4 separate regions of the Mus musculus genome follow, and regions 1, 2 and 4 are each linked to region 3. The links are chromatin loops, found by intact Hi-C in ENCODE. Cell type or tissue: heart. All regions are shown on one strand. Links, peaks and the distances in the headings refer to the core of each region. The heading gives the core; the rest is flanking DNA.

Region 1 (8,164 bases), core at 1,236-6,235, 190 kb before region 3:
TCAGAGAAAACCTTGGAAAGCAACATCTTTACTCTGAAGAGCCTCTGAAGAGCTCAGGGGCTGGCAGGAATTTGGTGGAGGGTCTATCTTGCTCCTCCAGAGGAGACACATGTTGCAGGAGGGCGGGGAGGGAGGACGCCACACCAGGAGCAGAGGGTCTGGGAAATTCAGGGTTCTTCAAGAAATGGTGGTTCTGCTGTGAAGGAACAGGGGATGGGGATGGGGGTGGGGGAGGAGAATGAGACAGGGAGGGAGGTACCGGGGAGCATGAGGTAGCATCTCTATTATCTGGGTGACCTACAGGGTAATAATGTCCCAGGCTGAACCCAGTGACCTCCTGAAGACCTTTCTCTGTTCCTGCAGCCTGCCTGGCTGGTGACACACCCTCCTCTAAGCACCCTGCCAGGAACAGGCAAATTCCCCCTCGCCCCTCCCTCTTCCCAGCTCAGCAGTCCCTGCCAGCTCCACAGTTTGCCAAGTTTACCTCTCAGTTTTCTCAAATCCACCCCAGCAGCTCCCCTTGCCTTGCTCTCAGCAAAGGCCTCCTGTCTCCCCTGACTGCTCCTGTCCCTGGGGGATGGCAGGCTAAAGGGATTCTGTCCTTTGCCTTCTGCCTGCCTAGGTAGCACACTGTGGGGTTAGGTGCTAAAGCCAGACGCCTTAGGTTCAAACCCACCCTGCAGATTCATAGCTGGGCAAGCCCACTTCATATCTAGAGAAAGCGAGTCTCATTAGTTGCTGTTCCTCATTAGCAAAATCAGAACTTGACAAAATAGGTCTCAGACCTGCTGGGAGGAATACCGGGCTTTTCTATGTGTGCGTTCCTAGCTCCAGCTTCACTACCTCTCCTGCTTCCTCCTTGCTCTGTGCTCAGTCCTCTTCTTCCTCCCTCCCCTGTCACTCCTCCCTCTATGGACCAGCATGTTCTGTCTCCTTCCTCTGCTCACTGCATACTACTGGCCCCATCATGGTGCCCTGCTTCCCTGGTCAGTGGCCTCTGCATTCTTCTTGCTCTCCCCTCACCCCCTAAGATTGTGTGCCTCAGACCCAGGTCCCCAGAGTTCTCAGTCTTGTCTGCCCTTGCAGCCATTAGGGGATCTTGCAAGTGCAGCTTGCAACCACAGTGCTTGCAAGCACTAAGGGATCTGTGAGCTACAGTCCAGGGATGCTTGCAGCATCGGAGCACCACCTCTCTGTACCTGCTCCACTGCTTAGGGCACTGAGGATGCAGTGAGGACCAAGCAAAAAGGGATTATACACCATGGCCTCCAGGTTCCCCTTGGGGCTTCTGAGCAGAGCAGCCAGCAGTGGGATGGGGCAAAAGGAAAGGAACGCCAATCTGGTGTGGCCAGAGGCTCTGGCTCTGATTTTCCTTTGGCCATGAGAGGGTCCTGAGATCCTTGGGACTGTTCCCACCGTGATGTAACAGTGTTTTCTGAGCTGGTATTAGAGCCAGAACTAAAGCTAAGCCACACAAGCCAGGAGCCCAGAGACGGGTGATGTCTGCTAGACTAGTTGGGGTGGGGGGCAGGGCTATGATTCATTCATTCATGCTTTTCCCTCATCTAACCCATCCTTCAGAAACTTTGTGCATATGTGAATGTGTGTGCACATATGTGTGCTGGTGTGCCATGAACATGGAGACACCAGGCATCAACTTTGGGCATTCTTTTCTCTACCCTGGTAGCAAGCCCGTAGGATCTGCCTGTCTCTCTCTTCTGGGTGGCCGTGCCCTGCCTTTCATTCGAGCGCTAGGAATCCCAACTCAACATCCTCACACTTTTGTGCCATGAACAGCCCAGTAATGTTTATGTTACCATGGCCACCATAATCAGTCCCTTCTGACAATGGAGCCCACAACCCCCTGCTTGCTAGGCAAACATCTCCAGAGATTCATTCCTAGCCTCACGCACTAATTTTATTGCGTCATTATTTGGGGAGCTGGGTATGGCAGCAGGTGCAAGAAAGAGAATATTGGATAATACTCCCTCTGCACTGACACCCCCCCCCCCGCCATGTAAATGTCATGAGGGACAAGTGTCAGGGAAGGAAGCTGCACTGTGCACATCCTAATGGAGTAGGACAGCAGGCTGTTTGCCACTCAGTGGTGATATCATTGCCTAAGACTGTCTCTGTAGTCATCCTGTGACAAGGCTCAATCCTGACCTGCAAGATTTAACTTAAGGTAGCGTGGTGAGGCTGCCAGGCCGCTCCGGCTCTAAGAGTCCAGAGCCAGGATCAAGCTGCTCAAGGTATCTGAAAAGCAAAACCCAAGATCCAGCGTTGCCCAGTTGCCCCCAAGCAGCTGCAACCTCTGCCTCTGTGCCTCTCCCCTGTGTTCACCTAGTACAGATCAAACATTTTATAAACCTTGGCCCAGAAGCTGGACAGCCTGCATTTTAATACCACTTCCACCCTTTACTAACTATGTGACCGTGGACAAACCTCCTAACCTCTCTGAGCTGCGGTATTGCCCAGTAGAGCCTGCCTGTGGGTAACTAGCTCTGTTTAATGGGACCTGCACTTGCTTTTGCTACATTGCATGCTGTGAGTCTTGTCTTCCTGTCTCAAGGCTCTAGAGCATTAGGATATAGTTTGATGTCTTCAATCTTCTTCATGCCCCAGGGAGTGGCATGGAACTTCGCTCAGAGCAGGCTGGCCCGAAATACTTGTTGAATGACTTTAAACGATCAGTATAAGTGTTGGCTGAAGTCATTGCACCCTGGCTCTCCAGGAGTGGGCAGGGGTCCTCTGCAAGTCACAGGGAGCTGGCAAGGGCAATGCCAGGCCATCTGGCAGGGAAGGGCAGGGTAGGTGTATCCTCTGAAGCAGGTGTTCCAGGAAGGAGAGTGGAGCCAGCCTAGAGGATTGACTGGCCCACCACCGAGCTTCTGGACCTGGGACAGAAAAGGGACAATCCGCATGGCCCTTCTCGGAGGAGGGCAGCCTGCCAGTTAAGTACCAAAAAAGGCTACCTTAGGAATTCTGAGGCTTCAGGAAAGACAGGGTACACCTGGTAGTTGCCACAATAAAGAAAAGAGGGTGGTTGTGCCTTGAGGGCAGAATATGGAGTGCTGCAGAGCCGGCCCCCTGAGAGGCAGGGAAGTGGAGAGGCCCTTCAGTGTCCCAGCTGGCTCAGGGCTCAGTCTCCAGTCACACTGTGCTTCTTGGCTTCCTGGAGCACAAAGAGGCTGCCTGCTCTCGGGTCTGGAAGCTCAAGAGATCCTTGGGTAAGCTCGGGTAGGGCAGGGGCTCCTGGTGCACCTCCTGGGAGGATAATAGCACAGTCTCATGGGGACTGTGTTCTGAGTAAGTTGAAAACTAGGTTTCTTCTTGTCTAGTTATGTGTGAGGCCTTGAGTCCTGAGGTCAACTCCAGAACCTAAAAAAGAAAAGAAAACAAAACAAAACAACAACAACAAAAAAAGATAAAGCAGGATACAGGAAGGATCGGAGGGGTTTCTTTGTGAATGGTCAAGAAAGATACGGAGTGTTTGATTTCAAGTGAGGGCAGTTGTTCTCCTGCTCATACCTGCCCATACCTGCTTAGAAAACAGCTAAGGCTAAACCTCTGTTTTCTTCTCTCAGCCTGTAACCACAATAGCTGGAACTGTGGATTGGACCAAAGGACCCCAAGAGGCAGAGACTCACAGGAGCGGCTTGCTCGAGCATGCACCCTTTGTTCATTTTGTTACCCTGTATTAATGTATAAACTCATGGACATCATTTCTACATTTTGATTATTACACATTCTACTCCAGTGACCATGTGTGTGCAACTGCTTGTTTAAACATGTGTTTTCCATGGGAGTGGAAGTGCTGGGTCATAGGCTAACTCCACGTCTTACATTTTAAAGAAATTGCCAAACGGCGTCCATTCCTTATCTATCTATAGACCTATCTATCATCTATCTACCCACCTATCCATCTTTCATCCATCTAACTATCTATCCATCTACCTACATATCTATTTATCTATTTTGAGTTTTTGAGACAGGGTTTTCTCTGTGTAGCCCTGGCTGTCCTGGAACTCACTCTGTAGACCAGGCTGGCCTCAAACTCAGAAATCTTCCTGCCTCTCTGTCTCCCAAGTGCTGGGATTAAAAGCATGCGCTACCACTGCCCAGATAAGGTTTTCCTTCCTTCCTTCCTTCCTTCCTTCCTTCCTTCCTTCCTTCCTTCCTTCCTTTTTAACATTCATTTATTTATTATAAGTATACTGTAGCCGTCTTCAGACACTCCAGAAGAGGGCGCCAGATCTCGTTACGGATGGTTGTGAGTCACCACGTGGTTGGTGGGATTTGAATTTAGGACCTTCGGAAGAGCAGTCAGTGCTCTTAACCGCTGAGCCATCTCTCCAGCCCCCAAATCCCCGCCAAGGTTTTCTTAATTAACCAGTTTGTTTGGGGTTTATTTTAAGTCTTGTTTTTGAGAAAAGGCCTTGCTCCATCTCCCAGGCTGCCCTGGAACTCTCCATCCCCTGCCTTCATCTTCCTAGCACTGGGATTACAGAATGCATCAGTGTGCCCTTGCCGAAGTAAAGTTTTCTTTGTAGAATGTTATTTAAGGAGTGATCCCAGAAAACAAGTAGAAGAGTATGGAAGGAGAGGGGAGGAGAGCCAGTAACAGTTATTGAGTCGTAGAAACACCAGACTACTGCATGACTCTGAAGCCAGCATTGGGAACTTGAATTTCAGCATTGAGAAGCAGTCAGGAGATGGGTACAATGTACCCCGAACTCCACCAGCTCCTGGCTGGGGATGTCTGAATGTGTGTGTGTTCATTTCTGCTAATTCTCTTTTGCTAGATGCATAGGTAAGGAAGCAGGCTCTGCTGGAGAAACCCACCTGGCAAAGAGGCAGCACTGTGTGCAGAGGAAGTGCAAACCTGATTAGTGTGGATAGGCAGAGAGGAGTGGGCACCTTCAGCACCTACAATGTGACAGAACCCAAGTTCTTTCTCATGTGGGGTTTACCTTCTCCTGAGAGAGTCACAGACAAACATATGGGTCAGGAAGCAGCATGGGAAAACAGGTGTGGGCAACGGTGGTCCACGTCTATAACCCCAGCACTCGGGAGTCAAGGGTAGGAGAGTCAGGAGTTCAAGGCTAGCCTTGACTATATAGTGAATTCCAAGTCAACTTGGGCTACTTGAGACCCATTTTCAAAAGAAAAAAAATGCAAGTAGGTAAGTGTGCAGCAGGCAGAGTGGGAGATCACACGAGCTCATGGTGGGTATCCCTGCATTTTGATACCTGAAGAGAGATGTCAGCAAAGACCCCAGTAAGCAATAGACTGCAGGAAGCCCTGTATGTCTGCCTTAGAAACCAGGCAGGGGGAGCAGCAGGAGTGAAAGGCAGATCTGTAGAGTCCCAGCCAGTGTGGCAGAGTGCAGAGGAGCAAACAGACCTGAAGGTGAGGAGAGGGGTGGGGGTGGGGTGGGAGGAGCTCAACTGGGTTGGGGACAAGATTAGATTGGGGAACCCTTTTCTTGAATTGTTTGTTGTTTTTATCTTTGAGACAATATCTCACTACGGAGCCTTGGTTGGCTGCAAGTTCACAGCTATTCTCCTGCCTCAGCCTCCTGAGGGCTTGCATTTCAGGCACCTGCCAACATGACCAGCAATTGTTTGGATTTTGTTCTAAAGGTAACCAGCCACCTGGTAGCTAGGATTGGTCTTGTTTATATATTTGTTTCCTGCTGTTGGATTTCAGAAACTTGGGAACTCCGGGCCCTGTTAGCCTGTTAGGCCCTCGGGCCATAGCAAAACTTGCTCTCCTGCCGGACTCAGCTCTGTTGTCAGGAGCTGGCCCTCAATGTAGGGGGAGAGGGAGGGGGCTGAAGGGTAAAAGACAAGGCAAAAACAAACAACAACAAAAACCCCAGCAAGCTTGTATACCATCACACTCCTGGAAAGCTGTCATGCAGTGTCCAGAGGAGCCTTTGTCCCTCCTCCAGAGAACGTGTCCCTTCCCTTTGTAGCAGAGGGGAAGCCACAGTGGAATCTCCAGAGGTGGCAGGAGACAGGCACTTCAAAGTGAAGGCACAGGTTGGGCTCCTGAGCTGATCCACACACAGCCTTGAAGGGTGAGGGGTTTGTGTGTGAGAGCGGGGACAGGGGAAGGGGGAGGAGAAGGAGGAGAGGAAAAAGTAGGGAGGGATGAAGAGGGGAAAGAGGGAGGAGGAAGGAAGAGAGGGATGAGAGGGGGGAGGAGGGGAAGAACAGGAGGAAGAGAAATGGCAGGAAGGGGAGATGGAAGCGAAGAGGAGGGGAAAGGAAGAAACCAGGGAAGGGAGAAAGAGAAGACAGTGCGGAGGGGAGGGGGAGAGGTGAGAGGCAAGGAGGGCCTTAGGGCTGACAACCACAGGGGAATATTGATGAGCTTTCTGGCAAGAAGTGACAGAGCTGGTCGGGGTAGTGTAATGAAGACAGATGATCATGGGCCAGCCCTGCCAGCTCCCCGTGGTGTAACGGGGAGAGTCACAACTTAGGTTAGGGTGGGTGGGGTGGGCTTGCCAAGAGCCTGCCATGTCCTCTCCTCTGGCAGCTCCAGCTCCTCGCCAGCTGCCCAACTTCAGACTGTGACCCTGCTCTTTCCTCAGCCAGCCTGCTTCTCCTCCCCCACCCCCACAGCTTCCCCCATCGCCCCCAGGATGAGGCAGACTCTACCTCACCTCACAGCCTCCAGACAATTTCAGAAGAGCCTGCTGCTTTCTCTCCGAGGGACCCTAAGTGCCAATTCTCACACCCGAGGGACCCTAAGAGCAGCCAATTCTCACACCTCTCGGCTGTGTATTGATTGTCCCTGGGTGGTGGCACTCGCCCCGCAGCCTATAAACAAGGAGCAAAGAGCCTGGAATTTAGTTTTTCCCTTATCCATTTACTCTTTGTGGTTTTGTGTTTTCCTCTTCTTTTTTGGCAAGTTCCTTCATAGCCTGGTTTGACTGCAATCTCTTGAAGTCCAGGATGACGTTGAATTTCTGAGCTCACTGTTTCCTGTTCCTAAGTGCTGGGATTGTAGGCCTGCACGGCCAAACATTGTATAGGATGCAGGGTTTCGTACACATTAGGCAAGCACTCTACAAACTAAGATACATCCTCAGCCCTTTCCTTGTTTTCTTCTTAAAAAAAAAATTTTTATTTATAGATGGTGCTTGATACATTGGATCTTGCAGCATAGATTATGCTAGCCATGATCTTGCAGAGATCCTCCTGTCTCTGCCTCCCAAGTACTGGCATTACAAATGTGCCACAGTGTCCTAGTCTGTCTGTCTGTTTTTTTGTTTTTCGAGACAGGGTTTCTCTGTATTGCCCTGGCTGTCCTGGAACTCACTCTGTAGACCAGGCTGGCCTTGAACTCAGAAATCTGCCTGCCTCTGCCTCCCTAGTGCTGGGATTAAAGGCTTGAGCCACCACACCCGGCTAAGATTTTTTTTGTTGTTGTTGTTTTAATGTGTATGAGTGCTTTGTCTGCGGATATGGATGCATACCACATGTATGCAGTGCCTGCAGAGGCCAGAAGAGGGCGCAAAATCCCTGGATTTAGAGTTTTAGAGATTAATGAGTGTGTAGGTGCTGGGAACACCAAGTTCCCTTTAGAACTCCCACTAAGAACAGCAAATGCTCCCAATGGCCCAGCCAGCTCCCAGGCCCCCCTTTCCTTTTATTAACTGTGTCACAAATACCTCCTAATATAAAAGGTACTATGTACATTGATGGTGGTTTGCATCCTGAGTGATCTTGAAAGACTCAAAAGCTTGATTGAGGTGGAGCACGGACCACAAAAAACTTCTTTTTATGTATAGGAGTCCACTGTCGCTGTCTTCAGACACACACCAGAAGAGGGCATGGGATCCCATTACAGAGGGTTGTGAGCCACCATGTGGTTGCTGGGAATTGAACTCAGGACCTCTGGGAGAGCAGTCAGTGTTCTTAACCGCTGAGCCATTTTTTCAGCCCCTCAAAAGAAAACTTAATCCCAGATGGTGCCAGTGGGAGGTGGTGTGACCTACTGGGATGTTATTGACAGGGGAGTGTGGCACACCAAGTGTTTCTTTTCTTTCTCTTCCTCCTCCCCCTCTCTTCCTCTTTCTCCTCTTCCTCATCCTCCTCTTGATTTCTGCCTATGAAATGATTGGTTTTGTGTCTATCCCTACCCTGACTTT
Region 2 (5,000 bases), core at 1-5,000, 120 kb before region 3:
GCTGATTTAGCCATTAAAACCACTCAAAAAAGCCAGGTCAGGGCTGGGGCGCAGCTCAGTAGCTAGCGCATGCCTAGTGAAGAGCACAAGCGAGCCTGGTCCCTGTGTAGAAGTCAGCAGTGCCGTTCCTCTGACAGGGACTGGAAACAGCTCATCTCTCTACTGCTGGGGGAGAGCTAGGTTTGTAGTTATAACTCAGGCTCCCTGTCTCCTCTTTCAAAGGAATTTACAGTCGACCGAGAAGTAACAGCCTCCACTGGCAGCTTGTATAAAGTGGGATTTGAGTACAGTACCTTGTGATTTATCACCCAAACAAGGATGAAGAATAAAAGGGAGTCACTAGTCAGGGAGACTGGAACAACAAGAATAAGGCAGGACGGTCTAGGTCAGAAGAGGACACATGGTCATCTGGGTTTAAGGCCAGTTCCCAGGACTGAAGTATTTGTGTGTGCACGCCTCACTTTGAGAGTGAGGCTGTAGGTAAAAGCCAGAGGACAGCCAGGGAGCTCCTGGGTGTGGGCGTGAGGTGGGGGTGTCTTTCTGTCTGTCTCTCTCTGTCTCTCCCTGTCTCTCTCTGTCTCTCTCTGACAGAGCCTCCATACCCCCTGTGGGGAGGAGGATCCGTTCATTTGCCACCTTTCCTAAACCACCATACCCAGCTATGAAAAAAAAACAAAACAAACCTTTAAAATGTGCTCTAAACACAAAAAGGCGCTTCAAAAATATGGGCGCTAGAGACAGACACCCTGGGCTCAATCTCAGCTCTGCCACTCGCTTCAATAAGTCCCCACCCTTGCTTTGTCTGAGCTTACCACCCGAAAGTGGGTTAATAACGACAGCCTCTGCCTTGTAGTGAGTCTCGGAGCTTGAGTTTAAGCTTATAAATCAGACTGGGGATGTAGCTTGGAACAGAGTAGTGATGACATCTAATAAAAGGTACTTAGCTACAAGTAAAAGCTATTGTTTTTGTTAGTAGGATTGTTCTATAAAAAGTACACTATTTAATTATCTGCAATGCACAACAACATAGTTAGTGAAAAAAAAATAAGGAAATGGAAATAAGATCTTCAGTACTGGGCTCTGAATGATGCAGAATATGACTTACCAGAGTGCCCAGAGGTATATTTATATAAGTAATTATTCAGGCATAATTAAAGGCTGCTTTCTGCATGTAACCAAGCAGGCTGAACTTTTAAAGCCCCATGTGTATAATAAGCAAGGCATGGTGGCACATACCTGTAATCCTAGCACCTAAGACATTATGGCAGAAGCACTCCAAGTTCCAGGCTAGCCTGAGCTACATAAGGAGAACTCTGGCTCAGAAAAATAAAATAAAATAAAATAACAACCAGAAAAGCTTATGTGCCCCCTGGATTTGAGGAAACTTTATATCTATATCCTTTTCTGTTTGCTTAAACATTTTTTAGATGTATTTATTTAATGTATATGATTACACTGTAGCTCTTTTCAGACACACCAGAAGAGGGCATCAGATCCCGTTAAAGATGGTTATGAGCCACCATGTGGTTTCTGGGAATTGAACTCAGGACCTCTGGAAGAGCAGTCAGTGCTCTTAACCCCTGAGCCATCTCTCCAGCCCCCTTCTTTGAACATTTTAAAAATTAAGTTAGTTTGCACTAATTTCACAGGTACATAGTGGCAAGGGTAGTATAGAGAATTCTGTGCTCTTTTACCAGGCGCGGTTGTTACTGTGTATCAGTTTTGCTGTTCCCTGGGTTGTGTCTCTGAGCCCTCGTGAGAGCAAACTGCACAAGAAGCCCCCAGCCCTCAGACAGGTGCTCTGCTGTCCTGCTCCAGAGCTCCACCTAGAGCCAATTGCACCCCCAAAGCACAGACCCCACCAGGCTTCAACTACTGTTTCAACAATATCCTTTTGCTTCCTGGTCAGCCACCAATTCAGAAACAACTGTCACGTCTAGATCTCTGGTCTCTTCAGTGTCCTACATCCTGGCACAGTGGTGCCTCAGTTTCTTCCTATAACTCATGCCCTGGTCAGTTTTAGAGATCAGTGCTTCCATTCTGTTGGGTTAATATGCCCTACTTCAATTACAAACTATTCTTGATATCAAATGCGTGTGTGTGTGTGTGTGTGTGTGTGTGTGTGTGTGTGAGTGCGTGCACGTGTGCATGTGCATGTGAGAGAGACCTATATTCCAGAAAGAAATGGACAATTCAATTCAATTTTGATAGCTGCCTGCAGTTAGCACCAGCTCCCACAGGTTGAGAGCTCAGTCTCCTAAACCGTGTCATTGTAGGTGACAATCCCAGTCCTTGGCTCTGCTGTGCTTCTGATGAACCAGCTATCTCCGTTTCTATGACCCCTCTCATAGACCTGATAATCTGTGAGAATGACTCACAGATCTCGGGAAGAGTTGCTGGATAGTTTTATGTCAGCTTGACCCGTGCTAAAGTCATCTAAGAAGAGGGAACCTCAATTGGGAACTGGAATCCAATAAGATTGGGCTGTGGGGGCGTTTTCTTAATTAGCGATTGACTTTACTATCATTTCCTTCCTGAGAACATACATCTATCGTCATTTTATCAAAGGGAATTTCCTGCTGTCCTTCCCATAGGACATTCATGGGACAGCGTCATGGGCAGTAGACACCATTCATCATAACTCATGAGCCTAGGCATGATTTATTGGAGATGATTATTGATCGTGGGATTTCTTCCCTGGAAAAGCTTCTTGGCTCTCCTTATAGATGAGGAAATGTACAGGAAGGAGGTGATGGGCCCACGAACACAGAGAAAGCCGGAAGAAAAACTGGAATAGAATTTCTATTTCCAATCTTCATCCAGTTCTATTAAATGACTGAAGGGGAGGAAAGGTGGCCTTCGTGATGAAATTGCTCCCCCTGCTGTCTGTTTTTAGGCACTGCAGGAGGATTTGGGCCAGGTGTTTACCAGGGCAGCAAAGACCTCTTTCCTTTGATTGGTGGGTTTTTCCAATTGCACACCAAGGCTACGGATCACAAGTCAATGTATCTAAATATGCAAATGAATGGATGGAATTTGCCTAACCAAAGAGTAAAAAAGTTGAGTTCCACTAAGCTGGGTGTGGTGGCCCACGCCATCAATCCAGCTCTTGGGAGGCAGAGATGACCTGGTGTATGAGGCCTGTTCAAAGACAGCCAGAGCTACCTACATAGTGAGACCTTGTCTCAAGCAAGCCAACAACGAAATTTAGCATTGCTAGATTTAATTTCATTTAACTTTTAGTTTTTTGGGATAGGGTTTCTCTGTGTAGCCCTGGCTGTCCTGGAACTAGCTCTGTAGACCAGGCTGGTCTTGAACCAGAGTTCTTGGTCTCAAGAGTTCTGGGATTAAAAATGTGTGTGCGCATGCTCTCTCTCTCTCTCTCTCTCTCTCTCTCTCTGACACACACACACACACACACAACCAGACACACACAGAGCTAGATTTAGTTTTTTATCCATGTGGTGGTGGTCTGTGGACGTGTTATTCATGACTGTAAATGGAATTTCTCTTGTTAATTTCTGATAAGATTGAGCATCTTTTCTTATATTAATTTTTCATTTGTACTTTGACATTTATGAAATGCCTGTTCATGTCTCTTGCCTTTTTTAGTAGACTGTTTACCTTATTGGTTTATGGGTGTGACTTAGATACTGTGGCTATCAGTTGTTTCTTGGCGATGGATGTAGCAATACCCTTTAGTTGCCTTGGTTTGTCTTTTCACTCTTCTCTTGCCTTTCAAAAATGTTTTGTTTTTAAATTACTTTAAATTAGTTTATAGACAGCTCCCAAAAAGAATGTCTATATGGTCCTTATCCAGCTACATAGTTTTGTTTATTTGTGATGTAATGTGATGTGTGACCAGCCAGTTGCTGTTGGGTGATGTTGGGTGTTTTTCTCAGTTGCTCTGGGCTTTATTTTTTGAGGCAGGGTCTCTTTGAGCCTGGAGCTCACCATCTGACTACAGTTGCTGCCCAGGAGCCCATGAATCTGCCTGTCTCTCTGCCCCCTCTGTGCGAAGCTTACAGACAGCCATCGCACCTGGCTTTTACATGGATGCTAGGGATCTGAGTTCGGACCTTGTGCGTGCATGGCTGACGCTTTGCCTAGTGTGGTGGTTTGAATGGGTCTCCCCATAGGTTCCTATGATTGCATACATGCCCCCAGTTGGTGAAACTGTTTGGAAAGGCTCCAGAGATGTGGCCTTGTTGGGGATAGTGTGCCACTGGAGACAGGCTTTGAGGATTCAAAAGCTCCTGCCATTTCCAGTCTTTCTCTACCTTATCCTTGTGAATGAGATGTAGCTCTCAGCTAACTGCTCCAGCGCCTTGCCTGCCTGCCTGCCTGCCTGCCTGCCTGCCTGCCTTCCTGCCTTCCTGCCTTCCTACCTCTCTTTCTGCTTGCCTGCCTTCCTGCCTCTCTGCCTGCCTGCCTGCCTGCCTGCTTGCTGTCATGCTTCCTACCATGATGGTCATGAATTCTAACCTGTTAAACCATAAGACCCAAATAAATGGTTCTATAAGCTGCCCTGGTCACGGCATCTTATCACAGCAATAGAAAAGTAATCAAGACACTCACAGAGCATCTCCGCAGCCCCCAAACGGGAATGTTTTATTATGATGAAACTCAACACAAAACCAAAGGCTTCACAGCACACAGTTCATAGGCGATTAATGCCCTCAGAATGTGGAACCAATGCCTTGATCTAAAATACCTCCCACCCCATCTCCATGCAGTCCTATGGTTACGGTAGAAAAAACAAACTTCAGACTTAAAACACCCAAGGCTGGCAATCAGGGCAGTCTGAACTCCCCAGTCTCCTCAGCCACACACCTGCCTTGTGTTCCCGTGGTGTTGTCTCTTCTGGATATTTCAAATACATTAAACCCTTCAGTGTGTGATGCTTTTTAACCTTATACAGGGTTTCTGAGCTTCATCCACATGGTTACATACATTTCTCTCAGCACCACCTTGCTTGGAATATTCTGTTACACGTATAA
Region 3 (8,164 bases), core at 1,671-6,670:
CAGAGAAGTGATGTAATGATGTGTGTGTGGACACTGGGATATGTGCTTGTATAAGAGCAGTTTTGTATACATGCAGGTGATGGTGTGTGTGTGTCTGTGCAAAGGCTAGAAGGAGCATCAGATCCCCTGAAACTAGAATTACAGATAGCTGTGAGCTGCCACATGGGTCCTGGGAATCGATGGGTTCTCTGAAGAGTAACCAGCCTTCATAACCACTGTACTGACTCTGCAGCCCCTCAGCCTGCTTTCTTATATAACCCAGAACCATCAGCCCAGGCATAACTCTGCCCAGGAGCAACGCTACTGTCCATATCAATCACTAGTCAAGACGATGCCCACAGACGTGCTCACAGGCCAATCTGATGGAGGCAATTGCCTCCTCAATGAAAGTCTCCTCTTGTTTGATAACTCCAGCTTGTGTCAAGTTGACAAAACTAACCAGTACATGGTACATGCTTGGATGTTTGTGCTGGCGTTCTTGTGTGTGTGAAAGTGCCTATTTGCCTATGTATGTGTAACTACATGCATATGTGTACCTGTGCATACATGGCACATAGTTGTGTTCATATGTGTTTATACATTTGTGTATGTACGTATTATGTAAGTGCATGTTTCTGTGTCTGCACATGTGTGTGGACACATGTGAATGTATGTGTGTGCTTGCATGCACCATTGTGTGCCTGTATGCGTGTGTGCACATGTGTGCATGTGTTTGCATTTTCATAGATGTACATGTGTATCTATGCATATGCTTGTATGTATGTCTTCTTATGTCTATATGTGCACGTGTACACATTCTTTTGTGTGTGGTTGTGTCTCTGTGTTCATGCATACCCAGGTACGCAAAACCAGATTTCCGAGATTGAAATGAACCTAAGGCTAGGTTTAAGGTCATTTGCCTTATTGGGGGAAACCCTAAGAGCCACAGTGGGAAAAGTGGAAAAAAATCAGGACCACCCGTTAGCACCTTTCTCTTCAGCTGTGTCTCTCAGGACTGAGAAGGTGAGGGGGAAGATAGGTCAAAGTCGGCTGGTTGCAGCAGGTCTGTGATGGGAACTTCTTTCTGGAATGAATTCAATTAGTTATCCATCTCAAAGGAAGTTAAACTTTCTCTTCCTGCCTCCATCTTCTGAGTGTATGATAAATAGTCAGAGGACCACCTCCAAGTATAGCTCAAGACCTTTCCTGACACAGCTAGTGGCTTCTCAGCTGGGGGATTGATGTGAGGAAGTGGCCTTTCTGTAGCCAAGACAGGGTCTGGCCACCGCATTTACTGGCCTTTGGCTTCTATCCAGTGAGTTGAAATTCCCATAAGGGTAAGGAAAGAGGCAACCACGAAGCTTCAGATGAGATGCTTAACGGGGTACAGAGCCAGGATCCCCAAAGGCAGACTGGGGAAGAGCCTTGGGGTACTTTTGGAACAAGAGTCAACTTGATAAGTCCTTCCTGTAGGCAGGGATGTGGCAGAAGTGACCTTTTCAGCAGTGATGGGCCCAGGCCACTTCATCCAGACGGTCACTCGGCGAACTATGTCAGGGCTGGGTTGTCAGCGTGGGAGTGCTCTCCTGGAGGCTCTGTGTATAAGAGGGAGTGCTGCTGTCCCCACCCAGACTGCCCTTCTGGCTGCTTGGGTGACTCAGGACTTACCAACACGTCTGGATATGCTGTGCAAGCCCCACCTCCTCTCCTCCCTTGACACCATCCCAGCAGGTCTTGGGGCCCATGGCCTCTTCCCATGTTCATCTGAGAGTTGTCAATAAGCTTTCAAGCCACTTCACTCTGGCTGCTTCCTTGTCTAGCCCTGGTGGCAAATCAGAGTCCCTGTTGGAGTCCTAGATGGGTAGGAAATCTCCTGGAAATAGCTCCCGAGGGGGTCATTTTGGGGCACTGTGGGACCACACCCACTCCTGACACCTCTGTGCCTTGCCAAATCCTACTCGATGGGCAATGTAGACATCATTTCCTCTCAAGTGTAGGGGCTGACAGTCTTGACTCAAATCCACACACCTTGACTTTGGAACTCACTCTCTTTCCTAGACACCACACCTGCTAGAGGAGGGAGGGCCCCGCACAGATACATTTGCAGGGCTTTGATGTCGGCTCAGGACAGGTGGGTCTCATCTTCTAGGAAGCCAAGCTTCTGCTGATTAGACTGAGGGGAGAGACTTAGACAAATCAGCAGGCTCTTAGTCTGGAGGAAAAGGCTCCTGGGTCTTCAGGTCAGAGGTGTTGCCAGTGTCACCCTGTGTGTCTTTACAGAGTCCACCTCAGTTCCTCCAAGGAGTTCTGGACCTGCCACCCGGCGTTAGTGTTGAGGTGGAGTGGTCATTCTTTGGGTTATTTCTCTACGTTCCAGGGAGTGTGCCATCAAGTTTAGGCATGCGATGTCTCACATGTCTCCTGTTACCACACCTGTGTACCAGAGACACCATTCTTACTGGCCGATGTGAGACAACAGCTGGGTGCGACAGGTCTAAGGCTAGTGGCAGTGTTGACTTTGAGCCCAGATCCGGGATTGACTGCAGGGCCTGCCTCTGCAGGAGAGGTTAGCCTGCCTGAAAGATCTGGTTATAGCTCCCCTTCCTCTTCCCGTGGTCCCAGTGTCTCCTCCCTGCCCTCACTCGGCAGCACAGACAAATCAGCTGTACCCCACACTAGGCCTGGGCTGCCTTTTGGGTTTGCAGAGCTTGCACTTGCTGCAGCTTTGTGACCCAAGAGGTTATCGAGTGGGCTGGCTCTGCAGCTACCTGCCCAGGAGAGAGAAGGCACCAAGTCTTTTTATCTGCCCCCACCCAAAGAGACCCAGGTAGTGGGTGTCTACCAGTCTGACTAAGCTCTCTAGTACCCTGGGGGTGAGACCTGCACTTGTGGGATAGATGCTCTGGGAAGGGCCTGCCTCTAGGTCTTGTAGTCTGAAGGAGGCAGACTACGAGTGGTAACCCTGACTCAATGTCTCACTCTCTGGACCTCAGGGAAGAGAAAGAAGTGGGGGATAACTCACCCTTCTTAAAAAAAAAAGAGGGAACACAAACAGACACAAACAGGGGAGCCTCCCTGAGCCCCAGGATGGCAGGGTTCTGTTAGGTGTCCCATTGTCTCCTGGCTGAGGGAAGTAAGCCAGTGCTTTCTTTGACAAAGATGCAGCTTGGGGGCCTGCACCTCCCTTAGGCTGTTTGCTTTGCAGCCTCAGAACTGACCAAGAATGACCTCTGCTTCCTCCCTGCTCCCTTTCGGTGTGGGCCGCAGCTGGCAGTGGCATTCAGAGCCAATTCTGGGAAGGCATCTGACCTTGGAAGGAATGTAGGAAATGTCTAGCCAGGAGCAGCCACCCCCTACCTGTGGCCCAAGAATGTGGGCTCTGGGCCACCTGTGGCCCCCAAGAGAGGTGCACATAGACACGTGGTTGGAAAAGAAAGGGGGTACAAGATCCAAGACTGGAATAGCTGGAAGGCTGTCTGGCAACACTCCTACGTAACAGAGGGCAAACTCTTGTGGTGGCAGCACTGTGCCCTCTCCGGTCTCTGGGTCCCCTGGAGCCTGAGGCCACAGACGCAGCTGCAATGTTTGCTTGTCAGACTCACAGGGCCCTGGGATACCAGCACAGAATTGACATGCACAGTGGCCACCTCCAGCCTGCTTTCCCGATGGGGAAACTGAGGCCCAGAGAAAGGCTGGGAGTTAATTACAGGGCACTAGTTATGTGCTGAGACCAAAGGTTGTTTTTTTTTTTTTTTTTTTTTTTTTTGGTTTATTTTTGTTCTGCTTTATCATAGCTCCTCTTGCTGCCTTCTCCTGCAAAGGGCCTACTGCAAATATCCACAAAGGTCCTGCTGGGAAGTGCTTTGGGGCTGTTAGGGGTAGGTGCTACAACCACAGGGCAGGCACTAAGTGCTAGGCCTCCACACCATACTTGGAAAGCTGGTACTCCCTGCCTCAGCTGAACAAGTGTAACAAAGCCAAGCTAAAGCCAGTAGCCTTGTGAGGACTTCGTCTTGAGAGAGGTTTTGGAGCACGGACTCTGCTGACCCCTTGTGGCTACAACTGGTCACAGCATCTATGGGCGCTTCTCCATTTCCCTTCTGGGAAGTGCTCCAACAAAGCTGGGGCTGGATGGATTGATAGGCATATCATTTAAGTTGCTCAGAGCAAGGCAGGTGAGTGTGTGTGTGTGTGTGTGTGTGTGTGTGTGTGTGTGTGTGTGTGTGTTCCTCATTCAGTATGGAAGACAACATCTGGCCAGCAGATGATACCCAGAATGCTTCAGTGTGGGGAGAAATCCTGTGATTTTTCAGAGACAGTGTAATCAGCAGACCTCAGACAGGATGGTTTGAAAACATAAAGGATATTTATTTCTTAGGAAGGTCCACCACAGCTGGCAGGCACTGCTTCTCCTGCTTCATGGATTCCTCTCTCCTGTTCTAAGAAATCCCCACTGTGCTTGGAAAGGCCCTCGGGGAGGCTGGGCTGTGCAGAATCGAACACAACACTCCAGAGCCTTAAGGAAATGACAAATATCCTCTTCCTCACAAACACACATATAAAATAAATAGATATATATATATAAAAGAGGCCATGCCCCTCCTGCCCATTTGCTGGGACAGCTTGGGAGAGCGGGCTGCATGGCCACACGCCCCTTCTTCCAGCCAGGACACCAGAGGATACATGGTCTGGAGTATGATGAACCAAGAATAAGTCCTGGCTTCAAAAGGAGGATGGGCAGGGTCCTCTCTCTGGAGCCCAGCTGGGCAGAAGTGAGGGAAGGGTGGGTACAAATAAATAAATAAGTAAATAAATAAATAGAACTCAACGTGATCCCAGAGGTCTAAGGGTTTGGGCTGGAGGCTCAGGGCCCTTGGGGCCTGTTTTTTTTTCAGAAAAACAGCACACCCGGTGACAGGCAGAAAGATGAGCAGAAAAAATACAAACCCAAAGTTACACCCCACAGCCTCCAGAAACCAGTCTCAAACCAGCTCAAGTGGAAGGAGAAGCAGGAGGAGGGGAGGCTGAGCTCCCAGTGGCTGTGCCAAGCCTGCCCTCTGGCCCCAAGGCTGGGGACCCTCCCCTTTCTGCACTCTCTAGGCTCAGCAGGGCCTCCCACTGGCTTTTATCCAGACCATCTCCATGGGAGGAAACTGTGGCTGCCTCCAGGATGGGCTCTTCCCTAGGGAAACTGAGACTGGCCTTCTATCTTAGTGGCTTACATGACTAGAGCATCCTCTTGTCAACCCAGAAAAGTCCCATGTGGCTGCAAAATAATTCAAATAATGCAGCCCTGGTGTCTCCCCACTGCTCCATTTGGCTGAGAGTGTCCCTGCTCCCTCCAGCCCAGAGCACCCTCTCTGAAACCTTCAGGCCGAAAGGGAGATGGTGTCAGACAGAAGCAGTGAAAAGAAGGGACAGTTAGGGGCCAAACAGGTCACATGACAGACCCCGAGGGACGCAGGAGCCCCGGGCCCTCCTGGAGATGCCTGTGGCTAGTGGGATCCGGAGAGCACAGGGTGGGGCGGCAGCCGCTCAGCTGGGCAGCAGCACATGCTCCAGGAGGTAGGTGAGGGAGGCCCAGTGCTTCCACAGTAGGAAGAGGACGAGGAGCAGGAGGGCGGTGCTGGTGATCCGGAGGCGCGTCTTCATGAGGGGGGTGATGAAGTTGGCAATGGTGGACACAAACACCAGCAGCACGGCCATGAGTGCCAGGATCACGTTGATGAACTTGCCCAGCAGGGCGCGCGCGTTGGCGTTCTCCACACCTTCTAACTGCACCACTTGCTGCTGCTGCTGCTGCAGTTCCAGCTTGGTGACTCGGGTCAGGCAGGACTCCACGGCCTCCTGTGGGGACAGAGGGTGGATGTGGAAGCCCAGGGTGGCTGAGACTAGACTGAGCCCAGTCCACCTGTGCTGATTCCAGTAGGGCTTCAGTGTGGCCTCAGGGGTAAGCTTGGAAGCTTGCTTTCTGCATGGCAATGTTAGGGTAGTGAACTTTTTTTTTTTTTTTTGGTTTTTTGAGACAGGGTTTCTCTGTATAGCCTTGGCTGTCCTGGAGCTCACTTTATAGATCAGGCTGGCCTCGATCTCAGAAATCTGCCTGCCTCTGCCTCCCAAGTGCTGGGATTAAAGGCGTACGCCACCATGCCCGGCTGGTAGTGAACTTTTAAAGTGTGTGTGTGTGTGTGTGTGTGTGTGTGTGTGTGTCTACTGTAAAGAAATAAGTCACTGGTGGGATTGCTGGACTCTGAGCTATATCTGAGTTACAAGATTTTGGGGGTCAGGAATAGTCTGACCCCCAAATCTCTCTGCCTCACCATGTGACACAGTCCCTGCCCTGGGGAGGCTATAGCTGTGAGGTCCTTACCAGCTGTAAGGAGAGGATGACTCCACACTCCAGTGAGAGCTGGGCAGACCTTTTCTCTTTACAAATTATCCAACCTCATGCATCTTGCTACTGTACCAAGAAGGTGGTAGCACATGGCCCCTCTTCACAGCCAAGGGCACAGCTAGGACTGGGAACAGAACTCTAATGAAGACTGTTTGAGGAGGATCTAAGGAAATGGAAGTCTTGCTTACTGATCCCAGCTCCATATTGAGGCAAGGAAATGCCTGGAAATAACAATTATTCATTTGTAAACCTGTCACCAAAAAGATGTGGCAAATGAAGGTGGCCTTTACCCACTGGTTTGCCTTTATATAGTGCACACACTTGGGCGAAGACTTACGTTGCTCTTATCTCTACCCCACGAACACTCCCCTCTTTGGCTTCCTGTACCAATTGGCCCCATGGATATGTTTCTGCTCGTCGTGTTCCATGTGATGTGTCCACCTCCACACTGTCACCTGTACCCTGTGCCTACAGATAGGGCAGTTGCTGTTGGCTCTGTCAGCATATTGGGACCTCCCCAGAGTGGTCCTGGCCATACCTGGATATCCCGGGCCCTCTCGTAGGACTGGTAGGCCACCTTCTCCTCCATGCTGGCCAGCTCCTGCTTTAGGTTGGTCATTTCATTCTGGTGAAGCTCAGTCAGGTCGTTCAGCTGTTCCTCCAGCCTCTCATACCTAGGGGAGAGGGGCAGGCAACACCACTTCTTTGGCTACTCAGCTCTTCTCTCCCCAGGACCAAGGCGCCAGTCAGTAGCGACATGCAGCCCACCCATGTGTCCAGTCCCGCTCTCATCTTAACCCCCGTGATAGCGCAGCATTTCTCTGTGACAGCCTTGTGCTAAGCATTGCCTGCATCACCTCAGAGGATTCTCACACAGCCTCATGAGACAGGACGAGGTCATCCGTATTGACAGGTGGAAGAATGAGACAGAGACTACTAAGGAACCTGTACAGGACCTCATGGCTCTTGTCAGGCAATTCAGGATTAAGTGACTTCAACCCAGATTCCTAAACCCTGGCTAAGATGCTCTCTGGGTAGCAGAGATCCTGGGGTACAAAGCATGTGACCTCTGCTATGAAAATCACCACGGATCAAAAGACGACTCTAAAGCGAGGGTGACTAGTTTTTACGTGGGGTTCCCCTCAATTTTACAAACTATCATCTAGAAAGAAGAAGTGCTAAGGGAAAGGTCCCCCAAATCCCAGAGAAGGAGGAGGTGGGGGAGGAGCAGCCTCCAGTCCATTCGTGACCTTAGGAGTCTGAGGTATTCCAACTGTCCACCCTACTTATCTATCTCCAGTTTGCATTCATAGGTTGACTTCTTCAGTTTTTTCTTTAAAAAAACAAAACAAAACAAAAACAGGGTTACAATGTAGCTCTGGCTGGCCTAGAACTTGCTGTATAGACCAAGCTGGCCTCAGTTCACAGAGATCTGCCTGCCTCTGCCTCCTGAGTGCTGCGATTAAAGGCCCGCACCATCACACCTAGCCAGCGGATACACTCTTATAACCACACCATGATATCAGTCAGAGCTATCCTCATTTCTCAGCAGGGAAACCAGGTCCAGGGTGCTAGCTGTTTGTTTAAGGTACTAAAAGCAAGATATGGGATTTGAATCCAAGAAGCTGCCTCCAAAGTTCATTCCAAACAACAGCCTCTCCAGAGGAGCATAGCTATGGTGCTGGCCTTAGTTTCCTCTTTGTGAATTGTAAGCACAGAACACCCCAAGGCATCTTGAGAACAACAGAACCTTCCTTCCAGAGGTCTTGTGCCCCCTCTTCCATTCTGGAG
Region 4 (8,164 bases), core at 1,706-6,705, 230 kb before region 3:
GCCTGCGTCCCCTTAACTGCTAGGCAGGAAAAGATTCAATACTCTCAGTCTCCGAGGAGCCCTGGGCTCGGCCAGACACCTGTGCTGACTTTAAAGTTGAGTTGGTTTTCATTTTACACCAAATCGTACATTTTAACAATAAAATAGTATGTCCCCTTCCAAGATGTTCCAGGGGAGGCCTCATCCATCTACCCTCTGGTAATTCCCACCTCCACCCCCCTGGGAACCACCTCAGAATTATAGCGTTAGAGGCTCTATAAGCTTGGAGAACCTGATATATTTCAGACTTCATTTGCTAACAGCAGCACATCAGGGAGACGTGAAGCCTAAGGGTACGGATGGCCTGGTTCACTCCTGTCTGCAGCTCACTCACCACATGTCAATGGGGGTGGAGTACTCTGTGGATCCCAGCAGCACATCTGGGGGCCTGTACCAGAGGGTCACCACCTCATTGGAATAGGTCTTTGTAGGCACTGATTTGGCCCGGGCCAGGCCTAGGAACAGACATGTTACTAGACCTCCGCTAAAGGGTCCTAAAGGGTCCTATACTCAGACATCCCCCAGCATTCCTGCACACTGAAGAGGCCGTGTAACCCAGGGGTCAGACCCTCCTGCCAACCTGACCCTGGCATCAGCCTCACCAAAGTCGGCCAGCTTCAGCTCGCCCCTCTCATTGATGAGTAGGTTCTGGGGCTTCAGGTCCCGGTGCAGGATCTTGCGGTGGTGGCAGTAGGCCAGACCCCGGAGCAGCTGGAACATGAATATCTGGCCGAGAGAGCAAGAATGAGCAGCTTAGTGGGACTAGGTCCCACGTGGGAGACCCTACGCCTCTGTCTCAGGCTGGAGAGGAACGGGGACCAGAACAAGTCTCTAGGAAGGCTCCCCAATTCTGTCGCCCACCCTGAAGGCCCACCCTGTAGGCCACCCGAGGACCTGTAGACACCAGAGAATCGCATATGGGGGCAGAGTTCAGGGATGGAGAGGAGGCCGTGAGTGAGAAGAGGCTGGAGCAGTCCCTAAGACGTGAGGTGGGAGAGCAGAGTAAGGGTCCCATAGGTGGGGATGTATGTGCTTGGTCTTTAGGTACCAGAACTGGCCACACACACACACACACACACACACACACACACACACACACACACAGCTTCTCAGAAGCCTCTCTTCCCTCTGGCAGGTAAACTCAGGCTTGGTATTCAGTTAGAGAGGGCTCTGTATCCACAGCTAGACAGAAGAGGATGGTAAGTCTGTGTTCTTGGCTGGGGTGCTCAGATGGCCTCTACACTGACCCTTTCCTCTTCCCTGCATTTGAGGCTCCCGAGTGACCTCAGCAGTCGGTGACAAAGGAAGCGTCCTAAACTGGGTTCTATGGCAGATGGCTGTCATGGGAAGGTCTCTGCAGGCAGGCCCCTCACCTTGACATTGTGCATGTTCATGAGGTTCCCACAGTGGTCTAGGTACTGTTTCAGGTCACTGTCCTGGAACAGACAGACAGGTTCAGGCCTGTCCTCTGCCTGGCTGGTGGTCCAGGCTCAGGCTGAAAGGAAGCCCTGTCCTGTCTGGGCCCATGCCTGCTGGTGGCACAGTACCCTGGCCCTGAATCCTTGGCCCACTTCCGCATGAGAACTTAATTGGCAAACAAAGGCTTGGGTCCTTCCCTCAGCCCATCCCTCCCACTCCCTCACTCTCTCTCCTCCCCACCCCACTTCACCCACCCTCAGGGGTGAGCCCCAGTCCAGCTCACCAGGTACTCAAACACCAGGGTGAGGGACCGATCTGTGTGAATGAGGTCATGCAGGGTCACAATATTGGCGTGTTTCAGGTCCTTCAGCAGAGACACTGGGGAGACAGGACCACTTGGGTCCCCAGGCCCACCAGTACCTCCCACTATCCCTTCCTGGGGCCAGCAATGGCCCTCCACCCAGGCTCCCACCAGGTGCAGGCTGCTGAGCCCCTTGTCCCAGAGGCCTGGGGTGCAGACCCGGACATTGTACCCTCTCGAATAGCAGTGCAGGGCGCCCCTTCCTCATGCTCCAGCCGGATCTCCTTCAGGGCCACGAGGTTCTCTGTCAGCTTGCTGCGTCCCTTGAAGACGGTGGCATAGGTACCCTGCGACAGGGGAATCCCTGGTCAGCCCCAGATCATCCTGCTCACACTCTCCCTCCCAGCCCCACCTCTTACATCCTAGCTTGGGCTAGGATTCAAGCAAGCTGGGTGCCCTCTGTTCAGATTCTGTTTGCTCCAAAGTCTGCTTTCTCTTAAAGTGTCCCTATCGAGTCCCCGGCTGGAACGGACTGCGTTTGTCCCTCTGTTCCCATGTTGCGGCCTCTCTCTTAGCATAACTCTGCCTTGCTCTTAGATTATGGTGATGTAGCCACTTTTCTGTCTCATAAACCTATACCCCCTCCAGGCCACCAACCCTGACACAGGACACCAAAGCAGTTTAATAACAGTGTCCTTGCTGTGTGCCAGGCACTAAGAACCGTACATAAGCTTCTCCTGGTACCCTTCCATACCCCCAACAGTAGTTATTTTCATCCTTTGACAGAGAATGAAACTGAGGCATGAAGAGAGAGAGAGCGAGCACAGGACACGCTAAGGTCATGGAGCAAGCAAGTGGAAGACATAGGATTCAAATCCAAACCATAGCTATTTGAAAGGGGGGAGAAAGACTAGATCCTGTGCAGAGACCTCTGTCTTCAAGAGCAGGGCATAGGGCATCTAACACCAGCTCTGGAAGCTAGGCAGGCTGCTTGGGCAAGTAGTGTGACTCCATGAACCAGGAGGCATGGGGGGGGGGGGGGCAGAACAGAGTCAAAACCATCCTACCTGCTGCCAGAGAGAGCAATGTTGGTCTCTTACCTCCCCCAGTTTGTCCAGTTTCACATATGTTTCCAGTTTCCCAAAGCCGATATCTGACTGGGAAGGAGACACAGGGGACGGTGAGATTCAAAGCCCCAGCAGACCTTCCTAGTCAAAGTGAAGGAAGTGAGACACCCCCATTGTACAGAGAGGAACCAAGGCTAACATCTCAAGCAAGGACAGCTTCAAACCCTCCTTTTTCTCCTCTCCCTTCATCCTTGTGAATGCTGAAGATCCTCTGGAAATGGGGGCCCCTCTTCCGAGAGTCGGATATGAGTACACTGAGCTGCCCGGCCTGTCCGCCCGCCGCCTACCTGCCTGCCTGCCGGGCTCTCTTGCTCAGGTTGCTAGCTCCTCTGTCACTCTCTACTATGTGGGGGTCCACTTCAGAGCCCAGTTCCCTAGTCATCAGTTCATCTCGTCTAGCTCAGGATAAGACGCGTCGTCGTAATAAGATAGAGCTGAGACCCACTTGCCAGAGCTAGACGCTCCTAACGGGCAGCTGGGACCTAAAGTCTGGGGGTGAGGTGGGGGTGTCGGTGAGTCTTTTGTTTCTTTGTGGTTGGCTTTTTGTTTGTTGTTTTGTTTTATTTGGGAGGTCTTTCATTTTTATCAAGCATTATATAACATATATGTGCTATATAATATACTGTGTGGCCTTCTGGCAGGAAGAGATGACCATAGCTGGGGGGTTTCCCTCCTTTGGGGAGGTGTGAGTTTGTTTGTTTGTTTTTTCTCATTAGTCAGGAAAATGTTTCCCTCATCAATTTTCTTCAAGGCGCTGGACACAGAGTATCGACTGCCTATCTCTCTCCATCAAAGATCACTGGTAAGGAAGTCTAGCTGCTCTCTAGACCTTGTTCCCACCAGTGAACTTGTGGACGCACACAGTGGCTATTTTGGGGGTGACCATGCTTATGTCCATGATGGTGAGGCCAGGGAGAACCTTGAACCACATCTCTGCATAGTGAAACACAACCTGAACCCTATCCAGATACTCCTGGTTTTGTTTTGTTTGTTTTATTTGTTTGAGGCTGTCTTACAGCGTACCCTAGGCTAGCCAGGAATTACATAGCCCAGGTAAACCTTGAATTCTTAACAGATGGTTGTGAGCCACCATGTGGTTGCTGGGATTTGAACTCAGTACCTCTAGAAGTGCAGTCAGTGCCCCTAACCGCTGAGCCATCTCTCCAGCTCAAGCCTTGAATTCTTAACACTCCTGCAACAGCCTCCCAAGGAATCCTGGGAGTACAGACATGAGTCCCAGCACTGATTTAGTGGCCTTAACTAGGGAGACCCTGGGGTTCCCAGGGGATTTGGGGGCTACTTGGCTTCATGCATTGACTTAGAGAGACCGCTTATTAAAACCCTCAGGGGGCCAGCAGGTGGCGCCAGAGGCATAGGAATCTTTCTGGAAACCACTGTAGGCTTCAGCTGGCACAAAGAAGGCCATACTGGTGTCTCACACCCTTAGACTCACCAGGGAGGCACGGCGGGACATGCGGGTGAGAGGCTTGGGCAGCCCTGGGTTCTCCAGCTGTAGCTTCTGCAGGAATTCCTGGGGTAGGCGGATGTCCATGGGCAGAGAGAGCCTCTTGTTGAGGTCCTGAGGTGGCAGAGATGGGATGGGAACATCATGTTGGCCCCAGAAGGTCCTTGCCTCTCATTCTGGATCTATCTGTCCATATAAGGAAGGCTAAGCCTCAGGCTCACAGTTACCTGAGGGGCGTACATTTATGAACCTGCAAGGATTACTGTGTGACCTTTAGAAGGTTTCTTCCCCTCTCTGGGCCACAGTAGAACATAAATAAATCTCATGCCATCACAATGTAATTTTGTAAGCACAGTTTTTTTTTTTTTTTTCTATTCTTGGCACGGGTATGTGGGCTATAAAAACAGTCAATTGTCTAACCAAGAATGTTTTAGCACTTGACATATATTCTCACTGAACCCCCACCATAAGCTGCACCAGTTTGAGCCCCCCAGTGGCAGGCTCTACAGCAACCACCCTGCTAAATTTACTGCTGTGGACGTGTGTGACCCATGGAGCCCGGGAGGGGCACCCTCACCTCCATGGAGAATCGGCGCTGGTTCTGCCGTTGTTGATACTGCATGCCAGGAGACAGCTGCTCAGGCTCATCTGTGCCATCTGTGGGGGAGAAAGCGCCTGATGACAGCCCACAAGACTGAGTGGCATGTCTGAGTGGGACAAGTGTCAGTCCCTACCTCCCACCCAGAGTATGTGAACAGCCCAGAGCACCCCCACCCCTTCTTCCCAATGTCAGCTAGTCATCAGGGTCACAGGGAGCCTGGGTGGAAAAGAGCTAGGTGGCCTGACCCTCACCCTCATTCGTCTGAGTGTGGAGTTGGTTGAACTGCTCAGTGAACTCAGCCAACGACTCCTCAATGGTCTCTGGGCGGGGCACGGACAGGGAAAGCCTTCGCTTGAAGTTCTTCATCTTGTTCATGATCAGCAGGGGTCCAAGATGGGTCCTGGGACAGAGAGGAGAGAAGAGGGCAATGTGGACAGTCTGGACCCATGGGAGCCAGGCTCTGCACGGGGCATGCTTAGGTCACTCAGACCAGAGCCACAGCTCCGTGATTGCAGGCTCTAACCCTGTTCCTTTCTCCAGTGAGTCTCGGCTATCTTCTGACTATGAACATTCCCTCCCCTGCATCACAGCATCAATGGCTATAGCTACAGGTTTGCAAGGGGCCACTTCAGACATTCAACCTCCAGGGGCAGGAGGTCTAGACATCTCTGGGGCAGGTTATCTGAACTGCATGGCCCTCGGGCCATCTCTGCTCTTTCTGAAGGAGCCTAACTGGCTGGTGGCTGCTGGCCACCTGTCAGCAGGTTGCAAACTCCATGATCCCTTTTACTGATACCAGAACACATCCCCTCTCTGGCTCATCCTGGATCCTTAGGAAGAAGATCAAAGGACAGTAAATGCATGGCCCAGCTCTACCTCTGCTCCAGATGCAATGTGCAAGTCAGGGACAGCGTGGGAAACTCAGCCAGCCCAGGAAAGGGGAAACCTGCGCTGCTGGGCCCTCTGTTGCTTCAGTCCTTTGAGCAGGCCTGGATTCCCTGGGCTGAGGACACAGTGGGGCAGAAGGTGCCCTGTTCTATGGCCCTCTGCATGCTGTTTTCCACAGGTAGACCCTTTGTTCTTCTCTCTCTCTCTCTCTCTCTCTCTCTCTCTCTCTCTCTCTCTCCTCTTTCTCTCCCTCCGTCCCTCCCTCCACTCCTTCTCCTCTAGCTCTATTCTGAGATTGTCTCACTGCGTATCTCTGCCTGGTTTGGAACTCATTATTTAGACCAGGCTGGCTTAGAACTTAGAGAGATCCACTTGCCTCAGCCTCCTGAATGCTGGGATTAAAGGCATGAACCACCGTGCTTTTCCTATAGGCTCATCCCTCCACCTGCTTCATAGGCTCTCTCACAACCATATCTCCATCCTGCTGGGCCCCACAAAGCCTTCACCTACAGTGGGGCTTCAGAAACCAGAGGCTACATAACCCTTTGACCTCCCCATCCTAGCCAGGAAGGCACTAGGAAGGCTGTTTAGGAGGGGCCACCTGCACTCCTCCCTGGGCCTACTTATAAGCCACTTCTGGAGGATGCTCAGGCCTGCGGCTGGCTAGCACCCAGTTGCCAAGGCAACCAGGCCCCTCCTGAATCCTCCTGGTTTAAAGGATTATGGGTCAGTAACATGTTTGCTTTGCCTAACGATCATATCCTCCATCCTCTATGAGCTTTGAAAAGGTCCGCTCCCTGGCACTCCACGCTCCAGGCTGCCCCTACCACCACTGAGCTGGGCCCTCAGGCTCTCCTGACCCAGGCCTGGGCCTTTCCAAGCAGAAGGCTCTGATCTGCCCTGCCAGCTGAGCCCTCCTCTGCTGAGCAGCCTGCAGTCCAAGTCAGTTCAGCACACGGCTGATGGAGCATCTCCTGATTACAGCACGGTGCCAGACACGAGGTTACAGTAACTAACCAAGACCCCTGTTCCCAAGGAACTCCGGTTAACGATGGCACTCTGCTGCGGGCTCTCCCCAACTTCCTTGTCTTGCCTACCTGGGTTCCTACTCTTTTCATTTCTTCTAACAGCCTCAGCCTGCTCTCTGCAGAACTCTGGGAGAAAGCTCCCAGAAGACAGCCACATTGCTATCTGCCCTATCTGTGGCATCTAGCTGAAAGGACCCATAGAGGCTCTAAGGAGGCAACGAAGACAGATGGGCTCAGTGACAAGAAGACTTGTCACACCCTGCCTGGTAACTCTCATTCCCAGCAAGACCGGAGGACAGCGATCACTCTGGGTACATGTCCATTGTTGTCCAGGTGTGCTGAATGGCAGAATGACCAGAAACATCAGAAAAAAAAATCCAAACCACCAGCTTCTGGAACTGGGGCCTGGGATTAACGCTTGGGACTGAACCTAGGGCCTTGCGAGGAAAATGCCACCTTCTCCTCACTATTAAGATTTTTAAAAAATATATGTATATGTGTTTGTAAGTATACCTGTGTGTGTGTGTGTGTGTATGTGTATATATATATATATATGTCACATGCATGCAGGTACCCCTGGGGGCCAGAAAGGGGAGGTGGATCCTCTGGAACTGGAGTTACAGGCATCAGTGAGATGTCTGGTATGGACTCTAGGCAGGGGACTCAGGTCCTCTGGAAGCACAGCAGACACCCTCGGCCACAGATCCATGGTGCCAGCCCGTTCTCCTTTGGCAATGGGTATTTTGATGTAGCCCTGGCTAGCTTTGAATTTCCAGTCTTCCTGCCTCAATCTCTCCAGGGCTACGATTACAGGCTTATCCCTCCAAGACAGGCAGAAGATATATTTTTAAGACAGTGTCTCCAATAGCCGGCATGTAGAGACATGGTTGGCAGGATCTGGGGTTCAGGTGAGGGCTAACTGTCAGCTCATTCTTCCAAACTGTCATCTGGGTTAGGAGGGGAACCCCCAGACCTGCAGAGGATACAAGAAGGAGACAGATACTGTGGCAGGAGTCCCATAAAAGAGGACCTGCTCTGACTGGAGAACATATTTATACTCTAGGAGTAAGCCAAAGGGAACTGTGTGTGTGTGTGTGTGTGTGTGTGTGTGTGTGTGTGTGTGTGTGTGACCATAGCTGAAGGGACATGGGGCACATGGCTAAGGCCATTCTAGTGGAGGCAGGAGACACATGCCCTTGGCTGCTCATGGCTTCAGCTCTACAACCAGAGCCGTCTTTAAAAAGTTCTCCCTACAGTCATCCTATAGTGTGGGCTTATGGGATTGTGTGATGGATT

The links. Hi-C counts contacts between places; a loop is a spot of excess contacts. Peaks named below come from ENCODE experiments on the same cell type or tissue, not always from the same donor. Only the 100,000 strongest peaks of a DNase experiment are listed, where the experiment ranks them.
Region 1: it touches region 3 in a loop (7-fold over the local background); 22 of 42 quality-filtered maps call a loop at or near these places.
Region 2: it touches region 3 in a loop (5-fold over the local background); 9 of 42 quality-filtered maps call a loop at or near these places.
Region 4: it touches region 3 in a loop (6-fold over the local background); 8 of 42 quality-filtered maps call a loop at or near these places.

The regions. Positions count from the first base shown.
Region 1 is chr1:132,158,548-132,166,711 of GRCm38, forward strand. No RefSeq gene overlaps it. Among named protein-coding and RNA genes, the nearest start is that of Gm30242, 12 kb to the left of the region's middle. In heart, for the core only: a CTCF peak has its summit at 4,247 (motif pointing right); no DNase peak of the experiment used is centred there; H3K27me3 peaks cover 3,113 bases.
Region 2 is chr1:132,234,857-132,239,856 of GRCm38, forward strand. The region is part of intron 4 of Lemd1 (LEM domain containing 1); the gene reads left to right. Among named protein-coding and RNA genes, the nearest start is that of Lemd1, 11 kb to the left of the region's middle. In heart, for the core only: a CTCF peak has its summit at 2,899 (motif pointing left); a DNase peak (open chromatin) is centred at 2,925; H3K27me3 peaks cover 2,455 bases.
Region 3 is chr1:132,351,992-132,360,155 of GRCm38, forward strand. It overlaps Tmcc2 (transmembrane and coiled-coil domains 2), which reads right to left. Exons shown (of 5, transcript NM_178874.3): 4 at 6,912-7,047; 5 at 4,324-5,826. The coding sequence ends at 5,515. Among named protein-coding and RNA genes, the nearest start is that of F730311O21Rik, 14 kb to the left of the region's middle. In heart, for the core only: a CTCF peak has its summit at 4,020 (motif pointing left); DNase peaks (open chromatin) are centred at 3,392, 4,050, 5,050 and 5,704; H3K27ac peaks cover 1,047 bases.
Region 4 is chr1:132,117,109-132,125,272 of GRCm38, forward strand. It overlaps Cdk18 (cyclin-dependent kinase 18), which reads right to left. Exons shown (of 16, transcript NM_008795.2): 2 at 5,204-5,352; 3 at 4,929-5,008; 4 at 4,340-4,465; 5 at 2,860-2,916; 6 at 1,992-2,106; 7 at 1,742-1,836; 8 at 1,413-1,475; 9 at 642-765; 10 at 374-494. The coding sequence starts at 5,327. Among named protein-coding and RNA genes, the nearest start is that of Cdk18, 18 kb to the right of the region's middle. In heart, for the core only: a CTCF peak has its summit at 4,246 (motif pointing right); a DNase peak (open chromatin) is centred at 4,263; H3K27ac peaks cover 294 bases.